Linked DNA regions of Mus musculus: region 2 is linked to region 1. The links are chromatin loops, found by intact Hi-C in ENCODE. Cell type or tissue: gastrocnemius. All regions are shown on one strand. Links, peaks and the distances in the headings refer to the core of each region. The heading gives the core; the rest is flanking DNA. Region 1 overlaps 1700016J18Rik (a long non-coding RNA gene). Region 2 overlaps Armc2 (armadillo repeat containing 2).

Evidence for each region. A loop is a pair of places that touch in the nucleus more often than their neighbours do. Peaks named below come from ENCODE experiments on the same cell type or tissue, not always from the same donor. Only the 100,000 strongest peaks of a DNase experiment are listed, where the experiment ranks them.
Region 2: it touches region 1 in a loop (2.2-fold over the local background); 11 of 42 quality-filtered maps call a loop at or near these places.

What each region holds. Positions count from the first base shown.
Region 1 is chr10:42,026,991-42,036,636 of GRCm38, forward strand. 1700016J18Rik (a long non-coding RNA gene) reads left to right here. Exons shown (of 3, transcript XR_871596.3): 3 at 2,007-2,120. Among named protein-coding and RNA genes, the nearest start is that of Gm51798, 11 kb to the right of the region's middle. In gastrocnemius, for the core only: CTCF peaks have their summits at 2,653 and 4,221 (motif pointing right); a DNase peak (open chromatin) is centred at 4,273; H3K4me3 peaks cover 932 bases; H3K27ac peaks cover 1,366 bases.
Region 2 is chr10:41,976,736-41,986,381 of GRCm38, forward strand. It overlaps Armc2 (armadillo repeat containing 2), which reads right to left. Exons shown (of 18, transcript NM_001034858.3): 6 at 3,786-3,862. Among named protein-coding and RNA genes, the nearest start is that of Gm33058, 23 kb to the left of the region's middle. In gastrocnemius, for the core only: a CTCF peak has its summit at 4,168 (motif pointing right); a DNase peak (open chromatin) is centred at 4,198; H3K4me3 peaks cover 360 bases; H3K27ac peaks cover 1,410 bases.

The DNA of each region.
Region 1 (9,646 bases), core at 1,899-6,898:
AACTCAGGTCCTTACCCACTCAGCCATTGTGCCAACCCCCACTTCCTGGTTTCTGCTCCAGTTCCTGCTTGAGTTCCTGCCTTGACTTCCCTTGGTGATGGACTGTTGCTAGAAGTGTGAGTCAGATAAACCCTCTCTTCCCAGTTTGTTTTTGGTCAGAGTGTTTATCACAGCCACAGAAAAGTAAACCAGGAATGTCTCGGCAATCGAGGCAAGACAGAGCATAGTCAGGAATGAGAAGGTTTTCCTTAGCTGCCATTGCTGGGCACTATGGCCCGGGTGGAGGTTTAAAACATCTAAGCAGATCCCGGGTCAGGTCAGATGGGTCTCTGAAATGTAAAGCTATTAAACACACCTCCACTGGCATAAGGGCCATGTGATCATTTGTATTACTTGATTAAAAGGTACTAGCTAATAGGGCATTATAAGTCCTACAAGAAGACAGTATAGCCACTAAGCAGTTAACCCTCTTCATCGGCACTGTGATCCGCAGAGGCAGAACAGCTCGTACTCTCCAGGGCTAGACACAGCGTGCTCATGACACGGAGAAGCCCCAGATCTAGTGACGCTGGGTGAGTGGGTGCATCCCAGCGCTGGAAGCTTTTACCGTCAGGGAGCTAGACAAACGGCAGATGGGGCCTCCTGGGACCTCTGTCTATTATTATTATTATTATTTTTTTACAACTGCACGCGAGTCTACAGTGATCTCAAAATACAAAGTTTAAAATAAGCCAGCCTCACTTCCCGTGTCATCTCCGCAAGGCTTGTGAGTGTGAAGTTATGATGTAAACACAGCGGAAACATCACAGAAAGAAACAGGGCGCCTATTCACGACGTGGTGTGAAGAAAAACAATTTCTCTCGGAGACAAGAGTCTGGCCCGAACTGCAAAGCGCAAGTGAATTTCAGCCCAGAGAGTCATTCAGGGAAATGGTGCTTTCTAGCTGCACACCCCCCAGCCCCCTTCACACTTGGAGGCTGCTAAAATGAAGCGTGGCTTTGTCATTGTTTTTGTCAGGGCGTGGAAGAAAACAGAAAGTTGTCTCTGCTTCTGTTTTGATTTTGACAGCTCAAGTTCCAACTCTGAGAAGGATCTAGGTATAACTGCAATAGTTGGTGCAGAGGTGGAGACCCAGACTCCTTCAGGGTCCCGCCCCTCTCTCTCCCTTCATGGGCTGTAGCGTTCTCCCACTTAAGTGGAAGGGCCAGGCTCTTGATGAACCCTTTGTCCATAATGTCACATGCCACCTCTCAATTCAGCCAGTGTCCTATGTAAAAGCTCACCAGACGTCAAGCTAAGTGACTTCCTCTCTTGAGAAGTGCCTCTTACAGCGGTTCAGTCTCCTGCAGCACTTCCAGACAGCGGCAGCTGCAGGTCTACCCTGACTGAGGCAGCAGCCAGCAATGGGAAAGATGCTGAGCGGGATGGTGTCCATTGCAGGACCTTCCTGGAGGCTGGGGACTCTCACCAAAGTGGGTGTGCGGTGCACACCGTGATCCCAGCATTTGGGTAGCGCAGACAGGAGACTCAGTTTAAGGCCACACTCCTTATAAAACACAAGACTACACCAAGAAAACAGCAAGCAAGACTTTCACCAGGAGGAAGGAGAAGTGGCTCCGTGGGCAGCTCCACATCGCCTTGCCTGCCCCATTTCTGTAGCTCTCCTGGCATGTCAATAGCCATGGCCTCTGCAGGGTGCATGAGCTCAGGGACAAGTCGCATCCCACGGTCTACGGCTACCATGTCCAAAGCTCCCCCCTCTGTCCTACCTGCCGGTGACTTTCCTCAGACATGGCTACTGTCTGCCCCTAGAGCAAAGGGCTGTTCTCCTGGGCCTCTGTGTACCTTGCTGCTTCTGCATAGTGCTTTACACAGCCATTGTCAAATGGAGGGCCTCAGCTCCTCACCACACAGATGTGCACAGGTGCCCTCAGGGATAGGTGGAAGCCAGAGAAGGACACCCAATATCCTGACCTATAACCCTATGTTTTATTCTCTTGAGACAGGTCTCTCACTAAACCCCGGAGCTGGGTTGCTGGCCAGCGAGCAATCTCGAGTCACCTGCATCGCTGGCAGAAAGAGCTTTGATTCACTAAGCCATCTCAACCCTATCCCCACCCCACCCCCAAACAGCATTGAGACGTGGATGACTGTGGAAACTGATTGAACCAGAGGGGCGTGGCCTAATGCATTAGAGGGCAGTAACCCCAGGGCCTGCCTGTGCAGGCTCTCCTCAGCTCTTCTGAGAAGCATGTCTTCACTGCTATAGGCTAACCTCTCCTGAAATGGGGGTTGTATCATCAATAAACAGACAAGATAAGTCAGTGAACTTCCTGTCTTGTTGTTCCTTGGCTTTGAGACAGGCTCTCTCCATATAGCCCAGGCTGACCACTGTGTCTAACTTGTAGTTTTCCCGCCTCCACAAGCCGAGTGCTGCCTACATGCCTGCCTCACTACTCCTGACTGTACTCAGCATTACATTTACAGTTGCATTTATTTGTGCATTTATGTGCCAGTGTGTGTGTGTGTGTGTGTGTGTGTGTGTGTGTGTGTGTGTGTAGGGCACACTCGTGTGCTACAGTGGGCATGGGGAAGCCAGAGGACACCTCACAGGAGTCAATTCTCTGCTTGCACCACCCGGGGGCGTACTTAACATTGTCAGGAACCTGCAAACTGCTCTCCACAGCAGCCTACAGTTTACATTCTCATCAGTAAGCTACGGGTGCTCCGATTTACCACATTTGGACAGTTCTTCCTGTTGTCTGGTTTTGGTTATAGCCATCCTAGTGAGTGTAAGGAGAGATCTGAAGATGGCTTTAGTTTACATTTCCATTGGGATCAATGATACTGATTGAGTATCCTTTTATATGTATATCAGGGTGTGTGTGTGTGTGTGTGTGTGTGTGTGTGTGTGTGTGTGTATCTTGGAGAAATGCTAACCCAAGTGCTTTGATAGTTTAAAGGTTGTTTGTTTGCTTTTTCATTATTGAGAAATGAAGACTATTATTTTGGACGTTAGACCCTTCCTACAGATTGTGCAGCTATCTTCTCCAAACTGAAGCATTCTGTTCTGGGGAGAGGAAGGGGAAAACTCGAAGGCTTAGAAAGCTCAGGAACATTACAGGAAGCTCAGAAAGCTACTAGCCTCACACACAATCCCTCCCACAGCAATTGCCCTGGAGCGGAGCCTTTTTGGTGTTGCTGCCTACAAACTGGGCTACAGGCTCTTGGATGTGGCTTACATGCACTGCTAGCTGGGGTAGGAGACTTTGGGTGATGGAACTGGTCACCCATGCTTCTGCCAATAACCGTAATAAACTCATTTGTTCAGCAAGTAAGACTTTGGGGGAGTGGTTTCCTTACTTCTCCTTGGTGCCCCAACTGTAGTGAACAGACATTTGGTCACACCTCCTGAGGAATATTCACACAACATCCCGTGTGGAATTGGCAGAGTCTCCCATTCTATTGGGTTTTGGGAGGTAGGGGCAGAGGTTGTTTGTTTTTGAGACAGGGTTTCTCTGGGCAGCTCTGGCTGGCCTCGAACTCACTCTGTAGAGCAGGCTGGCCTCAAACTTGGAGATCCACCTGCCTCTGCCTCCCAAGTGCTGGGATTTGCTCAGACTGTTGTCTGAGTTGCCACCCTGCTCATTCCCTAGTGGTTATTTTCACTTTCTTGATAAAATCCTTCAATGTTACAGGTTCTTAGATTTGTTAGGGTCTAATTTACCCCAGCCCCTGTGTATTGCTTCTGCGTTTGATCCCAGACCCAAGACCCCATTTCATTAAGGTCATGATGCTTTCCTCCTGTGTTCTTCTAAAAGTTTTATTGGTTTAGCTCTTGACATAAGCTATTGATCTATTTTGAGTTTCCTCTTACATGTGGTGTAATAACTAAGCTTCATTCTTTGGCTTGGTCTATCTCGTCTGGACTGTTGAAAAGAGGAGAAATATTTTTTGAGGCAGTGGTATACTGTGGTCACCTAAATGATGCAGGGCCTGGGGAACCAGCGTGGTTTTCAGGGTCTCAGTGTGTAAGCTACTGGAGAGTGGAGCAGGGTGGACTGCTGTGGCCAGCTGAGGAGACAAATCACTCCCTCTCGGCTGGAGCAGCGTCAGCAGGCACCCGGACTCCCATGAGCGGCTGGAGTAGAGAGGAGAGATGGCTCTTGATAGCGCCAAGGTCAAACTTTGCTGAGGCAGCAGCAGTGGTGAGCCAAGGCCACCAGAGGGCACAGCAGAGGTGGTACCCAGTGGGAACACATGAAATGGCCTCTTGGGGTCACGTGGCAGCCAGAGAAGCTGCTCGGAGGCTAGGAGGGAAAGGGCATGGAGCCAGGTGGCGGTGGCGGTTCGGAGCCCCACGGAGGTAGATCATTACGGTGGCAGGTCGGAGCCCCACGAGCCGGGTCTTTACGGTGGCAGTGGCAGGTCGGAGCCCCAGACCATTGCCGAGAGTCATTGCTTGTCCTCTACCACAAGGAATGAGTTACAGTTCCCTTCCCTTTTCAAAATGCAGCTCAAAAGAGCGCGTTCTGTCTTCAGGGCCCCAGCTCTCTGTGAGAAACTCTGCACCAGACTTGAAAATTAAGCTGTGTTTGCCAAACATAGTTTTTGAATGACTGCTTTTTAAGGTCACTGATCATATATGCAGCAGAGAAAATATAGGAAGAAAGAGGGATCATTGACTTAAAACTTGTGGGGAAGGGAGTCCCGAAAAGCTAATAGGCTTCTGTAATAGTCACCTGTTTCAAAATTTTCAGATGTCAGGGCAACAGCTCATCCTTACTTTCACACAATTCCTGGGCATTTTTCATTATGCAGTAAGCGTAAGATTTGAAATTAAGTTTCCAGATGAAGGAAGAGATCCCCACCCTAAGGCCTTCCTGTCACATAACTAAGACAACTGAGGACAATAACCCCCCTGAAAGGGTTAATTCTGCAAAACAAAACAGCCCCCCCAAACCCCCAAAGAAAAAACAACAAAAAAAGAAAACAAAAACAAACAAACAAACAAAAATGAACCCCAGAGAAAACCACGAGGTGCTTTTTGGAACATTCCTGATAACGCACACATCTGTATTACACTCTCAACCCCATGGGCCTGGTGCCATCTCTGAATAGCAGAGAAACACTGAGCCAATGCCTGACAGGATCGTTCAGAGCCAGAACCCCAGGAAAGCCCCAATAATAACTAAAATCTACAAAAGGAAACAGCGGTAAGGCCCATTGCCCTTTTATTAAAGATGCTATTTCAAACCTGCCCCACTGCTGAAATCGGGGGGGGGGGGGGGGCGCTGATCTGGCAGCGGCAGCAACCACACGGTGGTATCAGGTGGTATCAGCCCGAGGGAGATACATTTATAGGCATCAACAACCTAAAAGAAGGATGCTCTAAAAGTGGTTTGAAAGAAGGACACTTTGGACCCGTTAAACACAACACAAATGTTACAATGTGTGTAAGCCAGCGGCCTCTGCATGTCTAGTGAGGGTGGTGGCCTAAGCGGAGTACAGCAGCGTATCCATCCACTTTATGAACTGAGTCAGGTAAATGATACAGCGGTCAAGGGTACCTGCCAGTAGCTTTGTTGAGGCAGGAGAGGAGAATCACAATGAAGTTTTTCCTTCTGTTCTTTAAAACATTGTTAAGGTTGCTATTTTTTCTGTTGCAGGGAGGGGACATTCCCTTTTAGTTACCTGTAAAAGGATACAAACTCCAATGCACTGGGCATTTCGTATTGAAAACTTTCAAATTTAAGTTTAGTCACACTGGTCTGGAATTCCCCTACCCCGCCTTCCAACCCCATTCCCCTCATGCAATATTAAATGACCTGGTCCACGTCTGGAGATACATCTAACAACAAAATGATATTAAATTACATCTATCATGGGGTATAGGCTCTTTGGGTGCCAAGGTCTTCGGTGGAAATGCTTGCGGAGAGAGTAGGGCGGGTTTCCAGAGAAAGGGTGCTTGAGCACGGGAAGGGAAGCTGAGTTTGGCCCCAGGGAAGAACTCCCCAGACCTGCCTTATTCTGTCTCCACCAGTGGTACTCTGCGATGTACTGTGGAGAGCTCACATCCTTGGCATTTTGTCACGTCACACGTCTGGTCCTCTGCGTCAGAGACACAATGCTTTGCGTACCCGGTTTCATTTCGCCTTGCAGAACTTCCGGTGGCGAGCAAGAGTCTCTCTAGTTGGAACCAGAAGGAGATTTGTTTAGGGACAAATCCCCTAGTTTTGACTCCCCTAAGAGTCTAGAAAACGGGCTCGATGGTCGCTTAAAGCAGAACTGTACGCAAACTGCCCAACTTGAGCACACCACTGTTTACAAGGTAGATGCAGTGCGCATGTCAGCACTCACTTGTGCAGACCCTCGCTCTCTCTACATTGCTCTTCCACGTTCGCCAGAGTATCTGGCCTAGCACCCAAGGCTTCACTTTGGCTGGGTTTTGTGGCTCGCTAGTGAAGTCCAGTTGACCCACCTATACACTAATCATGCCTGCCATCGACTTGGAAGGTTCTAAAACTTTTGTGTTGCTGTCTCTTGTGAGCAAGACTCATACAAGGTGGCAAAGTCCTCAAATGTTGAGAACCACAAATGTGACAAATGTCAATTATCTCCCAATAGAACCTCATCCAGCTTGGTCCAGTTCACAGTTTGTGGCCATGAGCTTGCAGGGAGGCTGGTTTTATTCCTAGCCATCTTGATTCAATCAGCTCTGGAAATCCCCCTTTCCTTGATGGCAATTCATGAAAGAGGCTCGAAGCCCGACTGCGACCAATGAGTCATGAGGACACATCACTGAGGGATTTCCTGGAAAAGTTTCTTAGTTATTACAAAGAGACCTAAGACACACAATAATTGATTTGTTCTGCCTCTGAGTGGTAGTGTTCAGGGACTTGAAGCCTGGAGCTGGGCAGGCAGCTATTTGACTGACTAGGGTATAGTGGCAGAGCAGAAAGATGAACTGCAGTTATTCTTTTTGACACAGAGTCTCTCTACATAGCCCTGGCTGTCCTTGAACTTGAGCTATGTAGACCCCAACTGGCTCAAGCTCATAGAGCGTCACTTGCCCCTGCTTCCTGAGCATTGAACTGAGGCATGAACCACCACGCCTGGCTGACCTGGGTACTGATGGCATCACTTGTCCACTCTGTCAGCCTGTGCCCATCCCACCTAGGCGTTATTTGTGAGAATTAAAAGATCTCTGAGTTTCCTGGTACTTGCAAGTGAAAACACACTCTGCTTACTCTTGGTCCAGTAGTGCAAAGAAAAGGGTGATAGGAACAGAGAGCAGGGCATCTCCTTGGGCCAGAGAAGACACACCTTCATTATAAATGAAAATAAAATGGAGGGGAATAGAGCCACATGCAGAAAGACCTTCTGAGGAGCTGTCCCTCTCAGATGCCCCCCTCCCCCCGGAAACTGTTTTCCCTCTATTTCAGCTTCTAGTTTTCTCTGGGAATGTCCCTTCCTTCCACCAGGTTCATGGTTGGAAACAATACTCCCTTTCCCTGACAAGGCTGGCAGCCTGTGCTAGCTGATAGTTCTTGCCACCCTGGAGCAGACAGGTCAGGGCCAGCAAGATTGCCCACTAGATAAAGGGGTTTGCTGCCAAACCTGACCATCTGAGTTCCACTCCAGGACTCAGAGAACTGACTCTTGCCAGTTGCCTTCTATCCTCCACATGAAGTGCCATGCCCCCATGTACACGTGTGTGTGTGTGTGTGTGTGTGTGTGTGTGTGCATGCGTGCATGCAATTAATTAATAAATGTTTTAAAAAGAGTCAAATTCAGTCATTCTCTCAAGACTTTACACGCGGCAGCTCCCTGGGAGACTTCTTTCCTAGGCCTTAGGTTCAAACCTTAGCACCCTTGTCTTCTCATGGTGGTGAGAAAGCAGCGGCGCCTGCTCATCCCGGAACATTTGGCTGTGGCAGGGGCCCTGACTGAAGCACTGAGCTGCTTCTGATGCCCAGGGTCTGATGCTACCCTGGGGGATCTTTGTTCTTGTTCTAAAGCGACCATGTTCTTAGGAAGCAGAGATTTCAAAACGCAGCTGCAGGAGCCCAGCCTGACAGTCCAGGGTAGTGCACAGCCCCAAGAAAGCCTAAATTGGAACCACATGAAAACTCAGTCCTAGACTCAAACAATGTTTCGGAAGATCATCTTGTTACATTTATACTGAAGTGATTTTTTTTTTTGTTATCCTGTTTCTTCTTGCTGACCCTTCCACTGAAATTGAGGTGTTTGAATTACAGACTTGAAAGACTGATATAAAACGAGCTGTTTGTAGTAAGCTCTGAGAAGTTTACAGAGGAACCACCTTGATCTGCCTGGTCACGGAGCCCATCTTTATAGAGGGCAGGAGATGGTGGTGCCAGGGCTGTTGCTCACTAGAAATTTGGGGACAATCATTTGAAAGATGTTTTCAAAGTATTTTATCTCCAGTAACTGCGATAATGAGTGTCACATGACATGCAAGGGCAAGGGACATGTGGAGGACATGGAAAAGCAATGCTCATCCCTTCATTTAGAAGTTTATATCACTTTAAATATTTTTTAAAAATTTTAAAGATTTGTGTGTGTATGTGTGTGTGTGTGTGTGTGTGTGTGTGTGTGTGAGAGAGAGAGAGAGAGAGAGAGAGAGAGAGAGAGAGAATGCAGGTGTCTGTAGAAACCAAAGCATTGGATTCCCCTGGATCTGGAGTTGAAGGTAGTTGGGAGACCCCCAGCAAAGGTGCTGGGAATTGAACTCTCGTCCTTTGCAATAGCAATATACATTCTTAACCAGGGAGCCATCTCTCCAGCACTTCCTTGTCATTTCTAGAAGTGCAGGTAAGTTTGTTTTGAAATCAGGCAATTTAATGGCAGTTTTGGATATCTACTTTTTCTCATGCTATTCGCCAGCATTGAGTGCTCATGAATTTTCAAATTAAAAAAAATTCTTTGATTTGTTTTCTGAGGAACCACACGTTGCAAGGCTCAAGACTGAGCCCACATTACAGTGCGGACCTGAACACTTTCAAACGACAATTATCCAGGAGCCAAGGAGAGACAGGTTCATGGCACAGGCCACTTTATTTCTCATTTTTAACCTCTAGCCAATAAAAGATATTAGATAATGTTCCGTGAGTCTTGTAGTCAAAAGGAATTATGGATTGGCAATTATAGTTTAAAAGCTTTTACTATAGAAAACTCTCAGTGCATACAATGTGACTAGAACAGTATAATGAACTGTCCTGCCCCGACCTCCAGTTTTAACAACTGCCAATGTGCTCCGTTCTTGTCTGATCTGCATCCACACACTCCACACATAGTTATCAGTTTCATGTTCTTTTAGCTAAAATTCCTACGCTTCAGGATGTTTGAACCTTAATGCCAAATTGACAAGTGTGTAACCTACACCTCTCTGTAATTTAGAACGTCTTCCTCCCTCCCTCCCTTCCTTCCTTCCTTCCTTCCTTCCTTCCTTCCTTCCTTCCTTCCTTCCTTCCTTCTTCTTCCTCCTCCCCCTCTTCTTCCTTCTTCTCTTCTCTTCTCTTCTCTTCTCTTCTCTTCTCTTCTCTTCTCTTCTCTTCTCTTCTCTTCTCTTCTCTTTTTTCTTCTTGTGTCTCTTCGTTTCTAATGAGAGAATTTCTCTGTG
Region 2 (9,646 bases), core at 1,708-6,707, 50 kb before region 1:
CTGCCTCCTGAGCCCCTTGCCTGGTACCACAAAAACGTATATGAAATATTGAAAAATCATAGGAGCAATGAAGAGATTCTACACACACAATCATCTTTAAATTCACTTATGTTTTTCACAACTTTTGATTTATTCATTGTGTCTTCTTGGCAATTGCGCATACACATACCCCCGCACAGATATACACACATACAAATAATTAAAAATAAGTCTTTTAAAAATCCAGTGAACTCTTCTCCCTTGTCTGTATAAGCTGAAGAGAAGTCAGTGTATAACGCACAATAGCATGTGTTTAAAAAATCTATTTGAACTCAGCGGTGTCTGAAATTAATCTCCAAGCCTCCAAATACGAACCTTTCCCCACACAGGGCCGATAACTCCTGAGAGAATCAGGGAAGCTGTACAATTATCACCTTCCTCCCAATGCTCAGGACCCACCGCTGCTTTTCAGGAATGTCTACTGGCTATTGCGAGTCTAAGCTTGCCTTTTATCAAACCTTCTTACTGCCAATGGAGGCCTGGCAGGCTGAACCTGGGGACACTCAGGAGCACCAAATGCAAACAGGGAAGTCTCAACAACTAAACTGTGTTTAAATGGTAAGGATACAATGTAGGCAAAACAGCAAGACCGGCTAATCTGTGCAGACCTATCAGCAAGACTTCATCATAAAACAAAATTGAATTGTCTTTAGCACAGAATTAGTCTTGAGTGCAGGCCCAGAGTTCCTTTTCCAAACTTTTGGGCCAGGTGTGGTGCAGGCTTCAGAAATGCCTGGATCTCAGAATGAAAGCAGTGTTCACAACAGGGACTTCGGAGCACCACCCTCCAGCGTAACACGTGAACGCTCACACTAGAGGGGCCAACACTACAGCTCTGGTCGGATCTGCCATTGCCACTAGAGCTATTTCAACGTTTGGGATGTTGAGGTTTTCAGAATGGCAGACAAAAGACTGTAGACCATCATCTCTGCTTTTTGGATTTTTGAGTGTGCTTGAACTGGATAAAACATGCACATGGGGCTGGAGAGATGGCTCAGCGGTTAAGAGCCCTGACTGCTCTTCCAGAGGTCCTGAGTTCAGTTCCCAGCAACCACATGGTGGCTCACAAGCATCTGCTATGGGATCCGATGCCCTCTTCTGGTGTGTCTGAAGAGAGCAACCATGTACTCACATTAAACAAACAAAACAAACAAGCATGTAATTCTAAAAGTAAATACAAATAGCCACGCAGTATAAGAAGACCGCCGCTCATAGTCCTAGGTAATTAATCCACTTAGAGGCCAAAGGATATGAACAGACTCAGTATTGAAGAAGGCAAACAAAAAGCCAGAAGTTGTTAAGTCAACAACAGTCAATTTCCTTGACATATATAGGAAACACTTAAATTTGCTAGAAAGCAGGTTGGGGAGATGGCTCGGTGGGTAAGGCACCTGCTGCTGCAAGCTTCAGGACCCAGGCTTGGATCCCCAGCACATATAAAAGAAGCCAGGCATGGTGCTGTAACCCCAGAGCAGAGGAGCAGAAACAGGCAGATCCTGCGAGCTCACTGACCAGCTCAGTGTGGCCAGAATGTGGCTCCATGTCCAACGAGAGACCATCTCAAAAAATATGGTAAAGGGTTCGAGAAAAAGACTCTGACATTGAGCTGTGGCATCATCTATTGGAGTAGGAACCTGCTCTAACACATCAAAACCCCAAATTACTAGAAATTCAGGCTTTAAATCCATGTGGTCTTAAAAAAAAAACAAAAAACCAAAACGAAACCCCTACACAGTGTGCTTTTCAATGTAAAGCTGAGCGATCAACTAGTTCCCCAGGAAGAGTGAAATCAGTCAACATGCTCCCCCCAGGAAGAAATGATTATCAAGATGAGTCAGAAATCACCCAAGTTTAGTTACCTCCAGACCCTTCTGAGACTTCTCAGACTCATTTTGAGAAGTTAGCTAAACACTGTGGTATAAGAATTTCTTCTCGGTCGTCTCCCAGGAATCCCCACTAATGTGGTTGTGTCTTGCTATGGCCTTGCTTCTGTATCCCCATGTGGTCCTCACTGCCCCCATCACCTCCATTCCATACCCTATCCCCAGTGAATTCTAGAAACTGAAGCATGTCTACAAACACACAGTGTGGCCCAGTCTTGGGGAACAACTTCAAATTTTAAAAAGGACTTTCATCTAGGTTCACTGCTTGCTAAATATAAAAATAATGATTCAACAGGAAAATTGGGTAAGTCAGGCAAGAAATACTGCCTGTTTTTGAAGATTCTGCTGTCTCCGTGGTTATAGCTGTTAACCACAGCTTTCAGCTTTGGACCCAACAGCTTGATACATTGTTAGCATTGGCTGGTGTTTTTAGCATGCAAACGTAAACCCCTTAGCAACAATGTTGTCTAGGGAATTGGAAGGCTTAGATTCTCCTGAGTTCTAGATACATTGCAGGTGACCACTAACTGTCTCCTTACTGGTGAGGGGCTAGTTTGAAGATAACATCTTTTACACGGTGCTAGATTGATATCATTTATCATCATTTTTTATTTTTGTTGAGACAAGGTCTTACTGTAGCTCAGAATGGCCTGCAATTCATAACCCTGTCTCTGTTTCCAAAATGTTCAGATTATAGATGTGTACTCATAGAGCCCGACATAAACTTTTGTGTGAAATGAAAAAAAAAAACTATGAAGAATATAACAGACACTGTCCTACCCTGAATAGTTTGGTTCAATGCTAATAATGTGCTACGTTTGTATCTTTTTATTTTAAAGACAACAACAACAACAAAAACCTTGAAGGCTTAAAACCTTCTTATGCCTGCCTTATCTAGATCCTTCCCCATGGGGGGGGGGGTCACCAGCCTTTGAAATGGGGGTGACAGCATGTTTGTTTTTCTAGGTGTGACACAGAGCTCCCTAACTCTTGTTTCCACAACTTAAGGTTTCACCTGCTGCTTGTGTTGTACAGTCAATGTTACAATGTTACAGTGTTACAATGTTACAGTGTTACAATGTTACAGTGGTATAGTGTAACAAATGTTCCCTGGCTCATTTTTCTCACTGCCTGACTTTGCACCATTTCTAACCATTGGTCTGTATTATTTCATATTTCCTCAGGCAGAATAAAGTCCCTAAAGGGCTTTCATAATATAGTTTCATTTAATGTAACAGACAGCTGTCCTACCCTGACTAGTTTGGTCCAATGTTAACAATGTGCCACATTTGTATCTTTTTCTTTATTTTAAAGACAAAAACAAAAAACAAAAAATCTTGAAGAATTAAAACCTTCTTCATTTAAGTGGGCAATGCTTTTGAACTTAAGTTTAGATTTACACTGATATTAAATCTGCACACAAACCCTCCAGATACCTTCAAGCTATAATTTCTGTGAGTTTCTGTCTACATTGAAGGCAGCAGACCTGGATACTGGTTTAAGACGGCAGTGAAAAATGAAAACTTAGAAAACAAATGGTTTCTGAGCAAGTTGGATCCAGTTCCTGAAGTTGTCGAACAGAGTTACTAAGGGCTCGGTGTGGCACTCTAGACTCTCCTTGACTTCCACCTAACATTTGTCTTTGAAAAACAAGTCACACTGTTTAACAGCACAAAGATCTTGAGAATGAAGGATGCTGAAGGCGGAGAGGCACACTCACCTGCTCTGGATGCTGAAGGCGGAGAGGCACACTCACCTGCTCTGGATGCTGAAGGAGGAGAGGCACTCTCACCTGCTCTGGATGCTGAAGGAGGAGAGGCACTCTCATCTGCTATGATGCTGAGGGCAGAGAGGCACACTCACCTGCCCTGGTTTCCTTCCTGCTCAGGTCTGAGCTGCTAGGGCACGAGGAGGCCCTGGCACGCCGTTTCCCAGGGTCCCTAGGAGGAAGAGCAATGGATGAGACACAGAAGTATTTTCATTTTTATAAACTGCAATTTGTTCATGTCAGGCTTGGAAGAAACTACAGAGACTAGTTTAAGAGATGGGTTTGGTGCCCATTTGTCTGCTGTCACCTGCCTTTGCCTCCTAAGATTTATCTGTGAGAACACAAGTCTGCTGGCTTAACAGTATGAAATATAACACTGGAAAGAACCAAAAATAAAAAATAAATTTAAAAATCCAAAATTGACTGGGGGGTGAGGTAGTAGTGGTAGTGGTGGTTGTTGTTAATGATATGGACCACAAGAGGCCGCTGTTACAACAAGAAACAGAGGAAGAAAACCAGCCAAGGGAAAGCCAGCTTGCTCTGTCCAAGGTCACATGAGCAGGGTCAGCTCTGGAATGCGGAGCTCGGGATTTTTCAACCCACTGTTCTTTCCACTGCACCACAGCACGTCCCATTCCCACTTTAAAACTCAAGTCAATTAATAGTCTCTAAAAATACTCTTAGAAATATTTTAAATGTTAAAAATAAAAAAGTAGACAGTGTATTTGGGCAGTCCTCAGATGAGAAGCGTACGAGTAGCCTGGCTAGCTATGGAGGCACTTGACTCTGCTGCCTGGCTTCCCCACTTACAGCTGACCTGAAGGTATTGCCTTTTAAAGATCTGTATAAATTCCCAAGGTCACTCAGGCTAAAATGGCAAGTCTGACACAATTTCTTTTTGATAATTCCACACACTGATTTTAATAATATTAACAACAATAATCTAAATAATAATAAATATATAAGTTATTATCATTTTGTTTTTGTTTTTGTTTTGTTTTTCAGACAGGGTTTCTATGTGTGGCCCTGCCTGTCCTGGAACTCACTCTGGAGGCCAGGCTGGCAGCAGACTCACAGAGATCCTCCTGCCTCTTCTCCTGAGTGCTTGCCCTTGGTCTTTACTCCACCACCACCCCCCTGCCCCAGATTTAGCCTCTTCACATAACTTTTAGTATTTTTTTTCCCTGTCAACATGTTTTTGGTTTTGTTTTTAAAGTCCAGATGTTTCTCTTTGTCATAAAATAGGGAAACTTGGTAGGACCAATTAAAACAAAAAGGCTCTAATTTTCTGAAACAACTGAATTTTTGCAGCAAGATGTTCCTAGCCAATAAAACAGAGAACATGAAGACAAATTCCCTCAAAGACAGAACAAAAGGACTCAATCCATGGAAAGATTGTCGAAGCAAGACTTCATGAGTTACACGAGAGCAGGGCAGTGGTGGCACACGCCTTTACTCCCAGCACTCAGGATGCAGAGGCAGGAGGATCTTTGAGTCCGAGGCCAGCCTGGTCTGCAAAGTGAGTTCCAGGACAGCCAGGGCTACACAGAGAAGCCCTGTCTTGAAAAACCCAAACCAAAACAACAACAACAAAAAGTTACATGAGACCCTATTTGAACAAAACCAACCCTACACCCTGCCCCCTCCCCCAGCGGATTCACACAGTTAATGGTTGATGGGAGAGGGGGAGAAATTGTCTTCTGTGATGTAGCAATGGGTAAGGCATCCAGACTCCTATAAACAAACCTTCATCCACACTTCTAGCCAACCCTAATGGAACTCACTGGGACACACACACACACACACACACACACACACACTCATGCACACTTACACGCACGTGCACACTCACATATGCTCAACAAGAGTGGGAGGGGGGACGAGAGAGGGTAATGGAGGTGAAACGAAAAAAAAATCCATCAGATACGGGCATGACAATTGTCATGGAACCCATTATTATCTGTAACTAATAGATGCAAATAACAGGGCTGTTGAGGTGGCTCAAGGTGAAACGGTGCTTGCCCTGCAAGCCTGGTGACCTAGGTTTGATTCCCAGAATGCACATAAAAGTGGAAGGGGAGAACCAACTGCACAAAGTTGTCCTCTGCCCACTAGATACTGTGGCAGGAGTACACATCTATCAGAACACACAAAATCCTAAAATTAAAACAAACAAACAAACAAACAAAACTTCAATGGGGTGGAAAGCAAGGAAGTTCCTATATTTTTAATTTCTAGATATAACCTGACATTTTTAAGATCAAGAGTTTCATTTCTGTGTGTGTACGCGTGTGTGCATACGTGCATACATGTGTGTGTACACACGTGCATACATGTGTGTGTGCACACATGCACATGCATATATGTGTGTGTGTCCCTTTAATAAACACTGAAATCTAACAAGACAGTTTTCAGCTCACAGACCCACCCCTGCCCCCACCCAGTGCCTGTCCACTCTCCCTGAGACATGGCCAGGGGTAAGGCTGCCTCCATGACACCTCATCTGTGCCACCTCCCTTCTAGAAAAGAATGAAAAGGACAATCGGTATGCACAGGCTTGGCAGTGTTGCTCCCCGAGGCTGCCAAGAAAAGATGGACTTGGGACCCACTGCCATCGTACACAGTCATCATGGTTTGGGGGACACTGAGTTCATATCCTAGGTCAACACTCACAGCCTGTGACCTCGGGAAGACTACCAGGCTTTGGTTTCCCCTCCTAAATCTACTGCAATGCTTCGGTTTCGGGTGTCAGCCAGCTCACTGAGGGGACTTGGCGAGTTGTCAGCACTAGTTCATTTCTTTTGAGCCCATAAGCACCTAGGGGAGCAAGCAGAGGTGGATATGGGCCCAGAAGATGTTTTTTCCAGTGAGGATAAAAATCTACCTTAACGGAAAAGTGCAAAAGACTTTGAGAGTATGCTGAGGAGAAAGGACCGCACAGCGGGAAGGATGGACTATAAGTGCCCTTTAAAGGAGTAGAAATGGAACTAGCAACTGACAAGCTGTCCCAGAAAAATGAGTGCATGAGAGTTTGATACGCAAGGAGGGGCTCGCTCGGACCTGGTGAGGTAGGTAGGAAGAGGTTCTGCTGGGAAGTCTGGGAACAGCTGTGGACCTGTGGGATTTGCTGTGGACCCTTAAGTGATAGCCAATAAGAAACGTACAGCTTCTTACTCGAGGATGTGACATGAGGCATGGGGTTTGGGGCCGCGATGACAGAGCATTCAAGAGAAAGAATGAGCGACCATGATCCCAGGATCATTGTGGGACTGGAAAAGATGTGAAAAGTTACTGCAACATGGGGCTGATTTTAGCATCTGAAGAGCAGAGTGTAGACCCGGAGGACCTGGAAAGCAGGTTCCTACCAGAGAAATGGTGAGGTTAACGGGGACAGTTTACAGGGTCAAGCAATGTAGGGTTTTGTCTGCTTGAGTTTCTGATGCCAGGTGTCGGTCGGGGCGTATCATCGACAAAGATGTAGAGATCAGAGAAGGTTTAAATTACCACCCAGGACCAGAGACACAGAAGAGGGGCTTGGACCTGGAGACCCCAGGTCTCCAGGGCGTTTGTGAACATGGACAAAGGCATCAAGCAGGAAGAAAGAAATGTATTTGTTACATGCAGGGAAAGAGGACTCAATCGAGGATGGGGTCACAAAAGCTGGGGACCGAGGAAAGAGGTGCTGTCTGCCCAAAGCATGTTGCTGTGTATCCACTGAGCCATGCTGGTGAAGCCCTGCAGGAGTGGGCAGAAAAGATGGGTACCAAGAAAAGAACAGCTCAGGAGGCGGAGGCAGGAGGATTTCTGAGCTCAAGGTGAGCTACTTTCACTGTCTCATGGAAGAGAACGGAGGGAAAATCCCGAGGATGGGAGGGAAAATCCCTCGGTCACTGTAGAGGAAGAGGAGCAGATGTGCTCCACGCAACTTGCACCACTGACTGAAACCACACAGAACACATTTTTCTCTTCCTCCTAGAAACCCTTTAAATATGTGAAGATGCCACCCTCATCTCTTCACACCTTCTCCTGTGGCTTACGCCCCCCTGACAGCTGTGTGGTTGTGGGTACATTTTATTTTAACTACAAGTAGGTTTCCTCATCTGTACAGAAGGGTGGTGAGTCACGGTGCTCCCATCACAGTGCTCCCACCTTGAGGCTGCTGGAAAGACAGAATGATCTGGAGCATGGCAGTCATCAATATGTGTTTGCTAACATGCTCACTACTCAGTCCTGAGCCCTTCAAATGCTTGTGGGCCCATTTGTTTACAGTCAGTCTGTTTTATGTCCCTATAAAAGGACACTAGCTTTGAGCTCACATTGTGGCCAGAGAAGGGGGGGGGTATTTTAAGCGATGCAGCCTGGTGCCACGATAGCTGTTTCGAGGGTCACAAACCACTACTAGTTAACTCCCATTTCTTCCATGTGCAGCTAAGGCAGATGCCCCACACACTTCAGACCTTCGCATCGTTATTAAATTCCGGCATTGTGTTGGCAGTGATTTCCTGCCTATCAGATGTATCTGGGTCCCAGTTCAGTCGTCCAGAAAAACTGTTCTTCCCTGCTTACTGCTCCATGTTATTAAACAACATTATTAAATTTTTCTCAATGATTTTTTTTTGATGTGTCCAAATTAAAAAAAAAAAATCCGGAAATTAGTCATTGGGCTCTTTGGTGAAATTCTTTTTAGAGGCAGAAAACCACCATTTTCATTAGTTAGGTCATCCGTCTACAGATGGAAACCTAATTCCCAAGGACTTAGAACACCAGTGCCGGTGGCTGGTTCACACAACCCTGGAGGAGTTGGTGGTAAGGAAGGATCAAGGGCGTTGGCTCTACACCTCTGCCGTGCCCTTAGCTCTGCCCTGGCTGCAGGCTGAAGTCCATGTGAGAACAATTTGGTTTTCCCAGGGCTTCTCCTCTGCATCTCTCAAGTTTCAGGAGATATACAGTTTTCTGTTCCCTGTTGCTGCCAAGAGTCTTACATTGCACTTAAAATACTAGAACCAACTCTGGCAGGCAATGGCATACAAAGGCTGACAGATCCCTGCAGCCCATGAATGGATGGTGCAGTCAGTCGGACTGGCCACACTACTCCTGGACCATAACTATGCCAAGGAAATAAAATAATAGCTCTTTAAAATATCTTAAACATATAGATTTTGCTATAATTCAAGACAGTTCTTCTAGTTATTAGGATGACAGTTCTTCAATTAGGAATCAGCAAATGCTTTCTTAATGGACCAGCTAGTATTTTATATATTTTACAATTAGGGAGCCAAGTGGCAAAGTCACCACTACATAGATTTTTTTTTGCGACTATTTAAAATATTATGTTTTTTAAAAAAATATTTAAATTGTTTTTTTTTTCTTTTTTGCTTGAGAATTACAAAAAAATTAGAACATACAGACAAACACAGCTGGCTCCTCAGCTATAACTTTTTGACTATTTCTTTAAAGTGATAAACAGTAACAATAATATTGGTGTTAATAACTGATTAGATTTAGAATTAAGAAAAACAATCCGTTTTAGTAAAGGTTACATCTATAGAAAGAAAGAGAATTTTAAGAATGATTATAACAAAAGACAAACGTGCAAAACCTGAACAGAAGTTTTCTTTGTCTTAAGAAAAAGACACTTCATTTTTCAAAGTGTCTCCAAGACATTCAGACCAGGTCTATTCTATACCTTGTCACTACATACTCTTAGTCACAAACAGTCATCCCAGCTGCTGTAGCAGGGCCTCAGCCACAGGCAGTACGCACATGCATGAGTCCAGCTAGGTTCCAACACACCTCATCCTCAAAAGCAAACACTGGACTTTGACTCAGCCCTTGATCAATCAAGTCTACAGTCCTTGATGCTTCGCGGTCCCGACACTTTGACGGTAATTTTGGAATGTTGCCATCAGGGGGCATTGGTCCCTTCCTCTTCTCACTCAAACTCAGTGGAGGTGGG